Regions from separate parts of the Homo sapiens genome. Here region 1 is linked to region 2. A link is an interaction called in ENCODE POLR2A ChIA-PET data of the cell type or tissue named here. Cell type or tissue: PC-3. All regions are shown on one strand. Each heading gives the region's core, and the rest is flanking DNA. Links, peaks and the distances in the headings are about the cores only.

The links. ChIA-PET counts read pairs that join two places held together with the same protein. Peaks named below come from ENCODE experiments on the same cell type or tissue, not always from the same donor. Only the 100,000 strongest peaks of a DNase experiment are listed, where the experiment ranks them.
Region 1: POLR2A ChIA-PET joins it to region 2 with 5 read pairs; 2 of 35 experiments call an interaction of 5 or more read pairs at or near these places.

Annotation. Positions count from the first base shown.
Region 1 is chr9:14,811,815-14,819,749 of GRCh38, reverse strand. FREM1 (FRAS1 related extracellular matrix 1) reads left to right here. Exons shown (of 37, transcript NM_001379081.2): 14 at 308-516; 15 at 2,879-2,972; 16 at 6,686-6,938. Among named protein-coding and RNA genes, the nearest start is that of CER1, 93 kb to the right of the region's middle. RefSeq lists an enhancer at 6,019-7,218. In PC-3, for the core only: no CTCF peak of the experiment used is centred there; no DNase peak of the experiment used is centred there; H3K4me3 peaks cover 815 bases; H3K27ac peaks cover 2,130 bases.
Region 2 is chr9:14,059,268-14,067,202 of GRCh38, reverse strand. No RefSeq gene overlaps it. Among named protein-coding and RNA genes, the nearest start is that of LINC00583, 140 kb to the right of the region's middle. In PC-3, for the core only: no CTCF peak of the experiment used is centred there; a DNase peak (open chromatin) is centred at 4,182; H3K27ac peaks cover 472 bases.

The DNA of each region.
Region 1 (7,935 bases), core at 2,576-6,575, 750 kb before region 2:
TTAGCAGCACAGATAGTAATGATTGCCAATTCTACTATACAGGCTATGCAATAAATGAAAAGTAGATACTTTCAATCTTAGAGATCTGCCTTGTTTCCTTGTAACACATTAATGCTTAGAATTAGAAATAGTAAAAAAAAATTTTTCAGTCAAAATGTCTAGCTATGAACTTATCCTCTTACCACATTCTTGAAAAATTAGTTTGCATGTGAAGATAATACTGGAAGTTTTACAGTGATGTAATGAGCTCTGTCTTCAGGGGTCATGGAAAAAGGCTTTGAATGTTTCCTTCCTTTCTTCTTTCTAGGCGTTCACCAACCCTCTGAAAGTGACTGAGGGAGGTCAAAGCATCATCAGCACAGAGCACATTCTAATTTCTGATGCAGATACCAAGCTGGACAATATTGACCTCTCCCTGCGGGAATTGCCTCTGCACGGAAGGGTGGAGCTGAATGGATTTCCTCTAAATTCAGGGGGCACATTTTCTTGGGGCGATCTCCATACCTTAAAAGTTAGGTTAGAACATTTCATGGTTTTTTTATTTACATGCTTTAGTTTCTTATCTAGATCAGTTGTGAGGCAGAGTAAGAGAAAGAAGTTTGTCCAATTTCTTAAAGGATACCAACATGCCACTTAACACACTCAACGGGTCAGTTGAAAATTACAAATGATCAATTTTTCCTTTCCCTCCAGACATTTTATTTCCATCTGACTTGCTATACCAGTGGAAATAACTTTATGGATATTTGAACAATAAAAATTTAATTGCCGTGAATATTAAATTGGCAGTAACTGCACATATCACAGGAGGTAATAGTCAAACTAGATAAAGAGAGACTGAAATAATCTGTGAGGCTAATGTACATAATTGAACTTGTGTCCCAGAGAAGCAAATTTCATAACCCAGAAACTCTGGGATAGAACTCTGTTGATCAATGTCCTTAATGTAACCTTATTCCGTTCTACTAGGGCAGGGATCTGCAGGCAAACAAGCAGGGTGAGCTGAGTAGGCAGGGCGTAAACTAATACTTGAGTCTCCAACAGGGATGGCACAATCCCTGGCCTCATGGTCCTAGAGAAACTGCCCTTACCTGAAGGTCTTTCATTTCCTCTACCTAATGCAGTTCTGTAAGAAACTTTCCTACAAAATCTAGTGAAACAACTTCTCTGGAAAACAATACAAGCTATTCAAAAGCAATGGTCGGGTAGACCCACACACTCACTTCTCACCTGTAAATTCAAGCTATAAATGGGAGCATTAGCCCTTTAGATAAAGTATGATAGGAGATATTATACATCAGATGCTTAGCTCTGCACTTGACTAGAAAGTTGACCAGAAACTAAGATTTGTACAGAAGAAGATGAGTTTAATCCTGACAGTTTAGTTCCACCATTGATTTACAGTCCACGATATCTTGATCTTTGCACTCGCACTCCTATCCTTGTTAAAAAAATGTTTTTTGAGATTTCAGCTCTCAGCTGTCTGTTAGATAGAGAGCCCTGTTTAGGTAATTCTTGCTACGGAGTGAATGATGGATAAACAGTACCAATATTTGCTAGAACTATCTGTTCAAGCATACTGTCAGAGGCTTACAATTATGGTTTTTGAAAATTTAATCTGCATAGTAATCAAGTCTGACAAGGTATCCATTCTCATATTTTAATTGAAGAACTAAGCACAAAGAGATTGAGGAATTTGCCCAAGTTCATTCAGCTAGTATATGGAGGGGTCAGATTTTGAAAGAATATCTGTTTGACTCCAGTCATCCTTTGGATGTGTACTCTTAGGGCCATTTGATCCTTTTAGGGATTTTAGCATAGTAAAATAGAATTAGTAAAAAAGAATTATCACTCACCAATATAGTTTTGATGAAAATTGCAGGGAGCATGGCAAAATAAAGCATAGCGGGTAGTGCGTGAGAGGATCATGGAGGGTGGGGAGGATGTGGGACTTCCCCACCATAGGAAGGGAATCCTCAACCTCAGTTCCTACCCTGCCTATGGGTGAAACTAGTCCTCAGTAAAATACCTTTCAGCTCTGACTTTTTCCCCATAGTTAAAGATTATACATGTTCAATATATTATATTATTTTTTAATACAACTTTTATTTTCCATTCCTAGGACTCATTGATATGTTTAAAATTTGGCTCAATTCACTTCAGCAGCTCCTTAGAACTTTCCAAGCATCACTGCAATGGGCTGGAGAGTATGTGGAGGGCCTATAATTAGACAATGCCTTCAAGAAATGTGGCTGAGAATTAGTGGAAGATAGGGCTAAGGCTAGACAAAGGAAAGGTATTTTTTAAGTCTAAGAGATTTAAGAATTTATATAGATTGAGAGGAAGATAGCTAGTCAATGGAAGAGGAGAAATGACAGGAAAGAGGCAATACATAATTCATTGATCAAGGTTTTAGAGAAAAGCTGAATAGATCCAGAGCACAGGCGGAAGGATTAGCCTAGCCTTAGAAGTAGAAAAGGGGAGAAAAAGATCAAATCCACAGTGTCCCACTTTTCCTCATCTACTGCTCAGTCTGAGGGTTCTCCTGGCCCTAGTCAGTGTATTCTGCAAGCGTACAGACCTATACCAAATGGTTCCTGTTGTCACAGTGGCATTTGAAGGGCTGCTTTTTAATTTGAGGACAAATTAGAAATGCATATAACACATTTTTCCAGGGTGGAGCAATTTTACATTCAAGGATGTATGAGTAGTTAAATATGTGACTTCAGGATTATGCTGGGTTTTTGTTGTTGTTGTTGTTGCTATTTATTTATTTAGTGAACACATGGCCAAAGCCTTGGAAGAGCTCATGTATCATGCATCTCAATTTACTCTCACACTGTTCCTAAGAGGTTGGTGACAAATATTATCCCCACAGGTATCAACATGATGGAACTGAAGTTCTTCAGGATGACCTACTCTTGGAGGTCACCGATGGCACAAATTCAGCAGAATTTGTACTACATGTTGAGGTGGGTAGAAAGTTTCTTCCCTGGGTTATTGTCTTAGTCTGTTTTGTGCTGCCATAACACAATACTACAGACTGGGTAATTTATAATGAAAAGAAATTTATTTGGCTCATGACTCTGGAGGCTGGGAAGTCTAAGATTGGGTAGCTGCATCCAGTGAGGGCCTTCTTGCTGCATCACCCTATGATGGAAGGGCAGAAAAAGAGCAAGAGGGAGCCAGACACTGAGCTATGAGCCTTTTATGATCAGCATTAATCCATTCATGAGGGTGGAGCCCTCATGACCTATAAACCTCCCACCTCCCAACACTGTTGCAAGTTTTCAATGCATGCTTTTCTGGGGACACATTAAAATCATAGCAATCATACAGACATAGAGGATCTTGTTGGAAAACTCTCAGGTCCTGACAGAACTTGAAACCTACGGCCTCCAAAGTGAGAGGATACCTGCTTCGATCCTTGTATGTCTCAGGCCTGCCAATAGAAACCAAAGTTGTAATGATGAAGTAGTAGTACTATGCTATTGTCTCTCTCTAATCTATTTAGAGGTAGAATTACTCTGACTTCAAACATAGATATTTAATTTTAAAAGTAATTTATTCTATGTATAAATTATTTCTAATATCTTTGAACTATAAAACTCAGAAATATTTGTTTAGCAGTGGGGCAGGTTAGGCTAGTATCACTGGGGTTTTCCTGTTTACAGATAAAGCCATGTATATGTGTGTGTGGTGCCTCTTTGTGAGTTCCTGTACCATATAGTCCTAGCATGAGGATTTAATCATATTTCCCCCTCTTGACAAATGAAAAATCTGCACATAAAATTCGAGTGCAGAGCGGGCAAGGTGGCTCACACCTGTAATCCCAGCACTTTGGGATGCCAAAGCAGGCTGATCACTTGAGGTCAGGATTTCAAGACCACCCTGTCCAAAATGGCGAAACCCTGTCTCTATTAAAAATACAAAAATTATCTGGGCATAGTGGCTTGCACCTGTAGTCCCAGCTACTTGGGAGGCTGAGGCAGGAGAATCGCTTGAACCTGGGAGACAGAGGTTGCAGTGAGCCGAGATCATGCCACTGCACTCCAGCCTGGGCAACAGAGCGAGACTCTGACTCAAAAAAAACAATTTGAATGCATGCCCAAGGGACTTACAGGAACCCCCTGAATTTCTTTGTTGAGTGGCATGCAAGTCCAAGAGCATAACTCAGAGGATTTGCAGGTATTTATAGTTGGTAACAAAAGAAGGTCTGAAGAAAAATATACCATGTTCCCTGAAGAGCCACTAATTATTTTCATTGTTCTAGATTATTTTTCTTTCTGTTGGAATTTTTCAGATCTTTGTGATATGAACTCATTACTATATTGGTAATAATGTCTTTGTAAGATATTTTAGTAACTAATAAAGGATGTTCACATCTATAATTTTAAGAAGCAGTGAAGGAGTTATCCCCATTTTATAGCTAAGGATATTTAGGTACAAGAAGGTTCAATGACTTGCCCAAAATCATTGACTAGACAGTGTAGTCTTGGGCTGGCATCTCCACTCTTTGTTACCTAGGTCAGTGTTCTTTCCTCCTCACCCTGCCACACTTCTACATCACTAGGTGATTATAATGATCATACTGGCCAGTAGTTCCTGTGCACCTCTCTATGCCAGGAACAAGGCAATCTCTTCCTTTCGTTTTCCCACTTAGTCCTCATAATGGCCTTTGGGATCTGAATAAAGAGCAGTATGTTATTGCAGCTTCAAAAAGGACAGTTTTCTTTGTTGGCAGACTTACAGAGAGACAAAACTTTCTGAGTTACTTTTTTTGTCTGAAAAGCAAATTTGTGGGGAAAAAACCCCAACCCTATCTTCCATCCATGACAATAGGCAGTGCATTTTGGGAAAACAATCTGTTTATTGTTTCTTTTTAAACACAAGAGGATGGTCTTTAAAAGCCAAACAGAGGCACAGCCAATTTTTTGACAAGTGTTTGTGATTTTTTTTTTACCCAGAAGGAATATTCTTAATTCTATTGCCTTTGGACTTTATTATTCATTTGAAAGCTGAGACTCTTTTGTGAACGGCTGCAAGATGGTCATCACTGAATTTGTTGGTGATATTCCTCAGGGTCAAGAACAATACTGGAGAAGGTCTTAAATGAATTCACTCAGGGGACTTGAACAAAGATGGTTTTTTCTTAATAAGCCAATAGAAAAGTAGAGAATATTATAGGCTTTTAAAGTCTTTAAATAACTAGCCTGGAGCTTTTGTTACCCATTCCTCTATCCATTAAATTTCATGTATATTTGTTTTAGAGTTTTAGCCTGTTTAAATAACAAGGTAGTCAGGACACATATACATAGTTGCATTCACTCATTCATTTATTCAGCAAATATTTAATAAGTGCTTTCTTTGCCAAGCCTTAGGCCAGATATTTAGAATATGATGATGAACAAGACAAACAAAGTCACTGTTCTTCTAGAGGTCACAGGCCAGGGATGAAGACAGGCATTAAACAGATTATCACCAAGATAATTAATTGATTAAAATTTAGATGGTTCTATACGTAAATAGGATGCTAAAATAGAGTAAATAATAGAAGCCCCTAAATTAGCTGAATAGTTAAGGAAGGATTTCCTGAGGAATCCCCATGTAACCTGAAGGAGGAGTTAACCAAGCAAAGAGTTGGGGACAGAATTCCCAGGGGGAAGAGACGTGGGCAGTGGGGAGAGAGATGATGCAGAGACCCTGTGATGGTGGGGAATGTGTGTCGGGATAAAACTGGAGTGGAGTGGCAAAGGCACCCCATAGCATGGGATAAGGCCAGAGAAATACTAGCAGAATCAATGGGAAGCCACTGAAGGTCTCCGAAAGGCAGTGACTTAAAGTCCACACGTTAAAAAGATCACTTTGGCTGAGCATTAGGGAAGAAGGTGTAGGGTTGAGAGGATTCACAGGGCAGACGTGGCAGCCTTGCAGCACACACCAAGTTGTGGCTGTGAACTCAGAGGGGGGTTGTCCTCACTCCCTTTTAGAAGATATGCTTTTCCAGATTTCTACACGATCTTTTTAAATTTAGAGTGCCAGCGTGATCCCATGTCGCTTTTCTTTCCTTTTTACTTGGAGTTTTATTTTCGTGAAAGTGAGAGAAAAACATTTTGTCGGGATGAAACCTGGCATTGATTGAATAGTTACGGAGTTTCATATTTAACTCAAACTGTTTGAAATGCAGCTGCTGCTTATTATAAGTCCAGAGAAACTTCCTGGGTGGCAGGAAGTTGAGGGTGGAGGAAAGCTTTGTAATCACCAAGTAATTTGAAACAAAAATAACTTTGATGCAGTAAATGAAAATGCCTTGGACCACAAGGACCAGAATTCTTCTGGAATATGTGTGAGTTTAATGAAAGAGGATAGGGGCTTTGGTGAAGAATGCCTTATATTACATTTGTATTTTTTCTGTCTAGAAACAAATGAGAGTTTTGAGTCCTGAACCATAACCATATTCCCCCATTCCTACCTAAAATGTCTGTCACATGGGGCATTTCTTGCAAGATGGTTTACATGGGAAAAGTTAAAAGACACAGATTACTTGGCCAAATTTCACGGCTGTTGTTTCATGTGTCTGTAAGATGAAAATGCCTGTCATTCTGACTATGAGCAATGGATTACCTGTCAAAGAATTTGTCATTTCTTTCTTTTTCTGAAAACATGCATTTTTTCCATTGCCTAGGTATTCCCTGTCAACGATGAGCCACCAGTCTTAAAGGCTGACCTCATGCCTGTCATGAATTGCTCAGAGGGAGGAGAGGTGGTCATCACCTCTGAATACATTTTTGCTACTGATGTGGACAGCGATAACTTGAAGTTGATGTTTGTGATTGCTCGCGAACCTCAGCATGGGGTGGTGAGGAGAGCTGGAGTCACAGTGGATCAGTTCTCTCAGAGAGATGTTATCTCAGAGGCCGTGACATACAAACACACAGGTAAGCAGCAGCATGGTGACCAGTGAGGGAATGCAAGCAACATGAGAGTCTCCACTCCTCAGTGTGGGCTCCCATAATCAAACAGTCAGAATGGTTACTTCCATTAAAAACAAGAAGCAGCTGCAGCCTGGCCTCCATTTTTCCAGCATGATCACCATATATGGAAGTATTTCTGATTGTGTTATTATAACGAATTTCAAACAGCGGAGAAAGGCAGATATTACTTGCTTTGTTCCTGACGCTACCACACAGACCTTCCATTCACCCTATGATTCTCCTTAGCGTTTTTGGTCAGTTTGATCATCGTAGTTGGTGGGTCTATAAATCATGACAGAAATGCCTGAAGCAAGCTCCTAAGGTAATTACATTATTAATTTGCAAAGCTTACTGATCACCACCTAGCTCCTAAGAAGCAACTGGTCTGCTTTTTGAGTTCCTGAAAAGTAACGATAATGTCTTACCCAGTATATGACTTGCCCACAGCAAATGACAGCGTGAACACAGGTTAGATGTACAGAAAATGTTCATTTATTAGCACTGCAGTTACATTTTTGGCATTGCTTTATGTTGTCACCCAGGTGGCATTTGTTCCACTAAAAAATATTAATTCAACATCTGATATCTGTAACTTATAGCACTAAGCACTGTGGGGTACACAGGAATATGACCTAGACCCTGCTATGAAAGACTTTGAACTTAAATGGGTAGACAAAACCCATTTGCATGCAAAGATGACAGTGTGACTGACACTGACACACTGCACATCATCACATCATCTCACCTTGCACATCTTCTGAGGTCTGGGTTGGGGAAACTTCCTTGGTAACAATGCTGCATATTTCATCTGCTGGCTTTTGCTGTACTGTAGTGCAATTTCCTGTCTACTCATCCATATGCCTCTTTAAACTGCAAGTTCCAATGCAGGAAGTATGATCAAGTATGTAAGGCCAGGTGAGTGGTATAGGAAATAAGAACTTTCAGAATTCAAATCATTTTC
Region 2 (7,935 bases), core at 2,058-6,057:
ATTTTCTCTTTCTTTTATTCAGTTGAGTCCTAGGAATATAGACACATGGACAACACGTATCCAGCACTGTTCATTGTATGGTGCTGGGTAAACATACAATGATTCTCTTTGGATAGCTGCCCATGTACTTTACTGTTCATGTGCACTTTCCAACATTTCAGTGCTGGAAAAACATAAAAAAGTCAGGAAGTCTCACCTGAACAAGCTTTCTTGGGCAGATTTTTGGCAGGTAATGCTTCCTGTTACATAGGAAATGCTTTTAAGCTTAGCTTCATTTATAGTACTTCGGTTTGCCTACGAAGCTATGAATTCTGTTTGGTTGCTAGTAACAAATCTTAGAAAGCAAAACAAACAACAGCCACAATGACAAAATGGTGGCTTGAAGACATTAGGGGTTTATTTTTGTCTCATGTAAAACACATTTGGAGATGGGCACTCAGGCTGAGGCCGTGAAAGACTTAAGGCCTTTCTAGCTTTGTGCTCCTCCATTTGTACAACTTTTTTTTTTTTTTCGTGACAGGGTCTTGCGCTGTTGTTCAAGCTGGAGTGCAGTGGCACAATCAGATCTCCCTGGCTCAAGTTCAAGTGACCCTCCCACCTCAGCCTCCCAAGTAGCTGGGACTACAGGCTTGTGCCACCATACCCCACTAATTTTTGCCTTTCTTTTAGAGACAGGGTTTCATCATGTTGCCTAGGCTGGTCTTGAACTCCTGGGTTCAAGTGATCCACCTGCCTTGTCCTCCCAAAGTGCTGGGATTACAGGTGTGAGCCACCACGCCCAGCCCTAGGGCATAACTCCTATCCTCCTGCTCTCAAGGTGACTGCTGGTATGCCAGCAATCATGTCCATGTTCACACAGGAAAAACTGGGTGAGTAAAAGGCAAAAATAAATGTGCCAATTTTTGTTTTAAGAGATATTTCGGGAGTCCTTCTCTCATTTATACTCCTATCACATTACTCATAATACGGTCACGTGACATCCCCCAACTGCAAGGGAGGTTGGATACATATTTGGATAAGCCCATTTCCTCCTTTAGTAAAACTGATGTTTGTTCACAAGGAGAGAATGGCCATTGGGTAAGCAAGTAGCAGCCCCTGGCACATCTACCTTTAATCCTAGCTAGACATTTTACTTATCTTGGTTAAAAAGTCTTAAGGGGAACCTTAAGACTTAACCTTCTAACCATAAGCAGATTTGAAATACTTTTCTAATAATGAAGAGCTAATTAATTATTTCCAAATCTACAACACTATATTTGAGAAGACTTCCCTTATTTGGTTTTCACTATCTCCTAAGCACTTGGAATCTTAAACCTATGGGGTCTCTTGTATTAATTTGTTCTCTTGTACATGTTCAGTGAAAGCTTCGTGATGTTTTGATCTTATTTTAGGCAAGAAGGACATTTGGATGGAAGATAACATGGAAACTCTAGGCTCCAAGCACCATGCGTACAATTGTTTTATTGCTTTCTTATAATGGTTGCAATGAGTTAGGTAGTAGGAAGGAAACAAATAATACAACCTGTGACAAAAACTCCAGGGTGGTATAGTGCAGGGTTTTTCAATTCTCTTTAGTGGTAAAATTGTGTCTTCAAATGAAATTATACTGAGGACATTTAACTATACAAAAGAGATAAAAAGCTGACTTTCTCTAGTTGAAGTAAGACTGGAGGGACCCCGCCACTCTTTTCACCCACTCCCTATCTCCTTCATGATCCTTGGGGTGCAAGACCACAGAGAGAAAATCTGAAAATCATCATTTCATTAGGTATTTGTCTTAGCTCTGCCATTAGCTGGCTTTGTGACCGTGGACAAATTACTTGCCTTCTCTGGCCCCCAGGTTTGTGATGTAAAATACAGAAGGGTTGAGTCAGTTGATCCTGAAAAGTCCATCTAGCCCATGTTTCTAGGATTTTCCTGGCTACCAGTGTGTATATAGTCAGCTTCTAGTGATGAGTGTTATCTGTGCTTTTCTCATCAAATTGGCTGGAGGCAAAAGAAAAAAAATCCATCCATTAGTATTGACTAGCAAGAAAAATGGGAAATAAGGATGCTTTTCTCTTAAATATTTTCCTGCTCATAGGAAAAAAAAAAAAAAACTGAAGGAAAGTTGGAGTGAAATTCAAATCCCACTGCAGCATTTATCACAATGATCTAGATCTATAGAAAGAAGCCAAGGCTAGTGAAAACCGTCGATTTCAGAACATCTATTATGTGCAAAATACAATAATAGTTCTTTCATATTTTATTTTATTTCATTTAAATTACACAAGACTAATCAGAGGTGATACTATTTCTTTTATTATACAGGAACCTGGACCAGATTTATTCTGGATTAGAACTTATATCTTCTTTCATTAATGTTTCCATTGAATGAGTTGCACCTGGGCCTAGCTACTATTCTAAGCTCAGAATCCCAAACCTAATAAGGCTGCGGGTCTGTCCTAAGGAGCTTTAGTAACTTCTGCCCTTTAAGTCCAGTGTGTTTTCCTTGATACTGTAGATCTCAATCTTTGTCTCAACTTTTGTTATACGTTGAAATTAATGGGGGGGTTGATTAAAATTCCAGTGTTTCTGTCCCCCTCCCACTCTACACTACTTCATTTCGGCAGGATCTGGAGTGGATTCCAGGCATCTGCAGTTTAAACTCACCGCTCATAGCTCTGTCACCTGGCAAAGTTAGGAAACTACAGCTTTATCCTGATCAGGGTTATTGATGTGAACTTCTGCCTTCATAGCCAGATGGTGGGCCCTCATTGGTTGAGCACTGGGCCTCTTTTATTTTTTGTATACTTGGCGTATTGTAGGCACTTTCAAAAATTTTGCAGACTAGAAGAAAAAGAAGAGGAGGAGGAGGAGAGAAGAAAACTTGTATAGCACTGAATTCACCCACACCACTGAAAAATAGACTCTGTAACAGGACACACAAAAAGAGAGGGGTTATGGGCATTTCAGGGTTTTGATGAGATGGCCAAGACGCAGCTCCTGTCTCCTCCCACCCCCATTCATTCTTCTTATGCTGATTTATTTTGTCTAAGAATTTAACACCTGCTTGTTCTGTCCTGCTCACCAAATCCACTACTACTAGTATAAGCTGCTCTAGAGCCAGAATCTGGTCTACTGTTGACTTTTGTACTCCCAGTACATACAACAGTCTGGCACATAATGAAGGGAACGAAAAAAGAATTATGTGATGGCCTGAACCACAGCAGGAAGGAGTGAGATTGGAAGGGATACAGGCTAGTCTTGAGTATTGCAGGACTCATGAGGCAAAATGCTAAGTTACTCCAACACTTAATTAGCTATTTTTATTAAGTGTCCAAGCCTCCTTCATTTAATGGGTGTTTTACTGCTTTTATCTCAAGAAAGATGGCAGAAGTTTGTGTCTTTTGGCTTTGATCACATTATTTCTGGGTTTTGTTACTTAATAAGGCAGAAGTTTAAATTAACATCATTCTCCATTGCCTGTTTTTGGGTTAGCTGTACAGTATAGAGTGCTGGCAATTTTTCAATGGAGGAAAGAAAAGGAAACCTCTGTTTGGGAGCTTTAGGGGGAAAGGAGGGAAAGCCATTTACCTGAGCCCCTGGGGCTACATCTGCTTCTCAGAAAAGATCTGCCATCAAATCAAGCCACCGGACCCCTGTAGGGGCTACAGCTCAGGGACAGGTTGAAGGAGGACTGGGCCAGCTATAGCCTTCAATTGTCAAGGCGGCAAAGAAGGTTGGAAGGTGAATTCACAGTCATTTCTGTGTTCAGGGGTACACTTTAATAGCTGAGGTAAAAAAGTGTTGTCAGAATGAACAAAAGCCACCTCTGCAAGTCCCCTCTTAAAACGTGAAATTGCCTGGGCTATGATCTGAGGTTTATGCCAACTGAATGTGCATTTATTTCTTTTTTCCCTCTTCAATCACTCACTGCAGGGTTAGCTTGATGGTTTACAGAACATGGTAACACTTGCTGCACTTTGGATCACTTCAGCCAAAGGTTTGTTGCTGTATTAATTGGCTTCAGAGAAAACATTGCCTTCACTTAAACGGTTTGAATACCTCTTGTTGAATCATAGGCCTGAGTCAAGTGTTATTAATTCAAGAATCTTTTGTCCATATCAGATAAACGTTGCCATAGCAAATGTAGCGTAAACAGATCTGTTCAAGTCACAACAACCTATAGAAGCCCACAGACAAAGCAGGACCAGTTTTGTCTTCACAGAAGGCCTAGTGCTGCATTAAATGCTATCCAGTTGGCCTGGTGTATAGCCACATGAATCACGCGCTGATGAATGGAACCTGGGATCCACAGATCCCAGGCAGAAGCCTTTGTCATCGGGTTTTATCAAATGTGAACAGTCAGTGGAACATCTGGCTTTAATACTGATAGAAACTGTAGGATTTTGGCTGTTCTCTGGCCTTGCATATTTTCCATCTTCTCTATCAGCACTTGTCAGTGATTTGATGAAGTTAAATCGACTGCATCTGATTCTTCGAGCCCACGAAAAATTGCAGAATGCTTGCTCCTATCTCTCACTCTTACTCACTCAGAGTAAGTTTGCAGTGAGTTGGTTTGGGTCATGAGCCTGAGAATTTAAGGAGGAAAGGGGTGAACAGAGAACCTTCCAAAGCCTCGTCTCAGACGAACACTCCTTTTGCTCAACAATCAAAGACAGCATACTTAAACTGCAAGGGTGATTCCACTGAACCAGTACCAGCCTTTGCTGGTTTGATTGCAGCCAAGGAGAAAAATATGGCAAGAGAGAGGCCCATGACTGAAATGAGTTTGCAGGGCCTTTTGCTCTCAGCTTTCCCCGGAGGACCTCGTCAATCTCACCAACCCTCTGCCGGTCCAGTTGATGTTGTCTGGCACAACTGGCAATCACAGCGCAGAAAATGATAGGACCCAAGTGAGGATGGAGATTGAATTCACACCTCATCACATCCCATAAAGGGCAATTTTTCAAGGTCAGTGTTTAGGTGAATTAAAGGAACAGGGTTTGGCAGAGGGCCCTCTGCTCAGCCCTCCGCAGACCATCCATCCAGCTGCTGCTTTTTTGTGTGCCTGAACTCGTGAGAGCACTCAGACGCATGCGCAGACCCCATCGGTTCTAGTGAGTGCATCTGAACACGTCCAAGCAGGCTGGCGGGTTTGGGTGCAACTTGTTTTTGTTAAAAGATGCCCCCATGATGTCTCAAAATGGAAAATTGAAACAGTGACTACAAATACGTCACCGACAGGAAAATAGGCTTGAGAAGGACCAAATTATTTTCATCTGGGAGCGGGAGATTTTTTTCCTCTGTAAGGTACACAGATTTCTGTAATTTACCTAAATGCTAATGGGGGACCTGTGCACCAAGTATTCTCCCCTGGGCTGCTGGCTGTTTCCTGGGGAGCAGCAGCCTCTGATGCGCAGGACTGACTGCCCAACTGCCTCTGGGAAGAAAATGTTCAGGTGTTTTAATTATCTGAGAGTCCTGTAGTGTCAGAGCCCAAGATCACCTAGCCCTACCCCTTCATCTTGAGGATAAACCAGAGAGGTCCAGAGAGGTGGAGTGAGTTTCCCAGTGCCAAGCAGCTAGTGAGAAGCCGAGGCAGGGCTGAAACCTCACTTTGCTAATTCTCAGTCCTGTGCTCCTTAGTCCTCACACTGCCTCCAAGATAAGGATAAGCAGCATCCCTTGCCATTTCCATTAGGGTGGGTGGGGGAGATCTGCCTGGCCATTTGAAATTCCCTGGTTATATTCTATTAAAGTCAGCGAAACCATCATTTGTTAAATATCTAAATGTTCCTGGTACTATTCCATGTCTTGAGGAACGGGGAAGTACAGTCCAGCATGGGAGACTGTAAGGTACACAGATTTCTCATTATGCCATGGTACTATTGTTCTTCTCATGTTATGGAAAATGAAACCGACGCACAGAGAGGTAGCTAAAAATGTTATGTGAGCCCTAAAGGGGAGAGGGCTAGGAAAGGCTTTTGGGAGAGATGTTTAAGTTGTTTCTTAAGGGATGTGGGAGAGGATTTTGGTGGAAAGAGGTGGAAGAAGACAGCATGGCATGTCAAGAAACAGCATGAGAAATAGCATGGATTCTAGGACCTCTTGTTAATATTGTCTTTTTAAGTGAGAAGTCAAAATCCATTCTCTCTCCCAGTATTTCTGCAAGATCTAACCTAAAAAAGTTGAAATTTGTAATCCTGGAAGTTTCTTCTTGTTCTAGTTCTCTGCTTTGGAGGAGAAACAAAGAAAAAAATATTAGTTAAAAAAGGGCTTTGTGAGTGTATTTATGAATAAATGATGCAGTAAGAAAGAGTGGAACAATGGGTTTTAGGCAGTTTAATTTTGAAGTGTTTATAACTTTTGTTGAGGTGAAGCCTTAGAAGAGCAACAGAGAAGAGAGTCTTGGAGACTCCTATCCCACGTAACCCCCACCCCAACACACAGCACACATGTACACAAATGCATGCATGCACATTGTCACCTGAAGATGAGGCATGCAACACTCTTAGCTCCCAGATTAGAGTGTGCAGATAAGCGGTGTGTGTTGAGGATTGATTTTCCAGTGTTACAGCCATAAGTATGTTTATTGCCGTCCTCCAAACTACATTGAACACACTAACCACCACCACCCATCACATACACACACACATCTGTCCTCTATAATTTTTGAACCATGATTAGTACTGCTTCCATGATTCATTTTCTATATATTTTGGCAAAAAATCGATAGTGTAAAAAGAGTGAACAAATTTATTTAAAAAAAATTTGAGTGCCCTGTTCCATGATACAATTTAGGATATTCCTAGATTGTAATATAGGAATATCCTAAATTTAGGATATTGTATCGAAGTTCAAAAATGAAACATAGTCTAATGTTTCTTGAACCTCAATTCTGCAGTTGGAAAGTTTAAACACCTTGTTATGAACTGAATGTGTCCTCCCAAACTTCATATTTTAAAGCCCTAACCCCCAGTGTGATGGTATTGGGAGGTAAGGCCCTCAGGAGGTGATTGGGTTCATATGAGATCGTGAGGGTTGGGCCCATAATGGGACTGGTGTCCTTATAAGAAGAGGAAGAGAGACCAGAACTTCCTCTCTCTGCCATGTGAGAACACAGCCAGAAGGTGGGCATCTGCAATCCAAGGCCCTCACCAGAGCCCTCAATCCAGGGCCCTCACCAGAATCCAGGGCCCTCACCAGAATCCAGCCATGCTGACAACCCTGATCTTGGGCTTCCAGACTCCAGAACTGTGAGAAATAAATGTTTGTTGTTTAGCCACCAGATTTATGGTATTTTGTTATGGCAGGCCAAGCTAAGACATACCCCAAAGTGTTTTACTCCCTTTGAGCTTATAATTTACATTAAAGAAAAAAGACTCGTAGCTTTAATGAGGCCTGCTTAAGCTTCCTTATTCCACCCCTTAAAACTCATTTTAAGCTGTGTGGGCATGATGGCTCAAATCTGTAATCCCAGCACTTTGAGAGGTTGACATGGGAGGATCACTTGAGGCCAGGAGTTAGAGACCAGTCTGGGCAACATAGCAAGACCGTATCTCTACAAAAAATTAAAACAAAAAAATTAGCTGGGTGCAGTGACACACAGCTGTTGTCTCAGCTACTCAGGAGGCTTAGGAAGGAGGGGCATTTCTTAAAGCCCTTCAGATCCTTCAGTTCCACCCTTTAAAAACTCATTTTAAGCTGTGTGGGCATGATGGCTCACACCTGTAATCCCAGCACTTTGAGAGGTTGATGTGGGAGGATCAATTGAGGCAGGAAGCACTTGCCTCTGCCTCAGTGTTTTCATCTGAAAGTTGTGAATTTGCTCTTAGTACTTTGTAAAGAAATTCAGGAAATAGCATGTCTTTTATCCATTGGTGGAAGAGAAGCTCTATTATACCCAGAGGCATCTAATTTTCTTAAATTTGGTGTGGAGAGGTAGATATT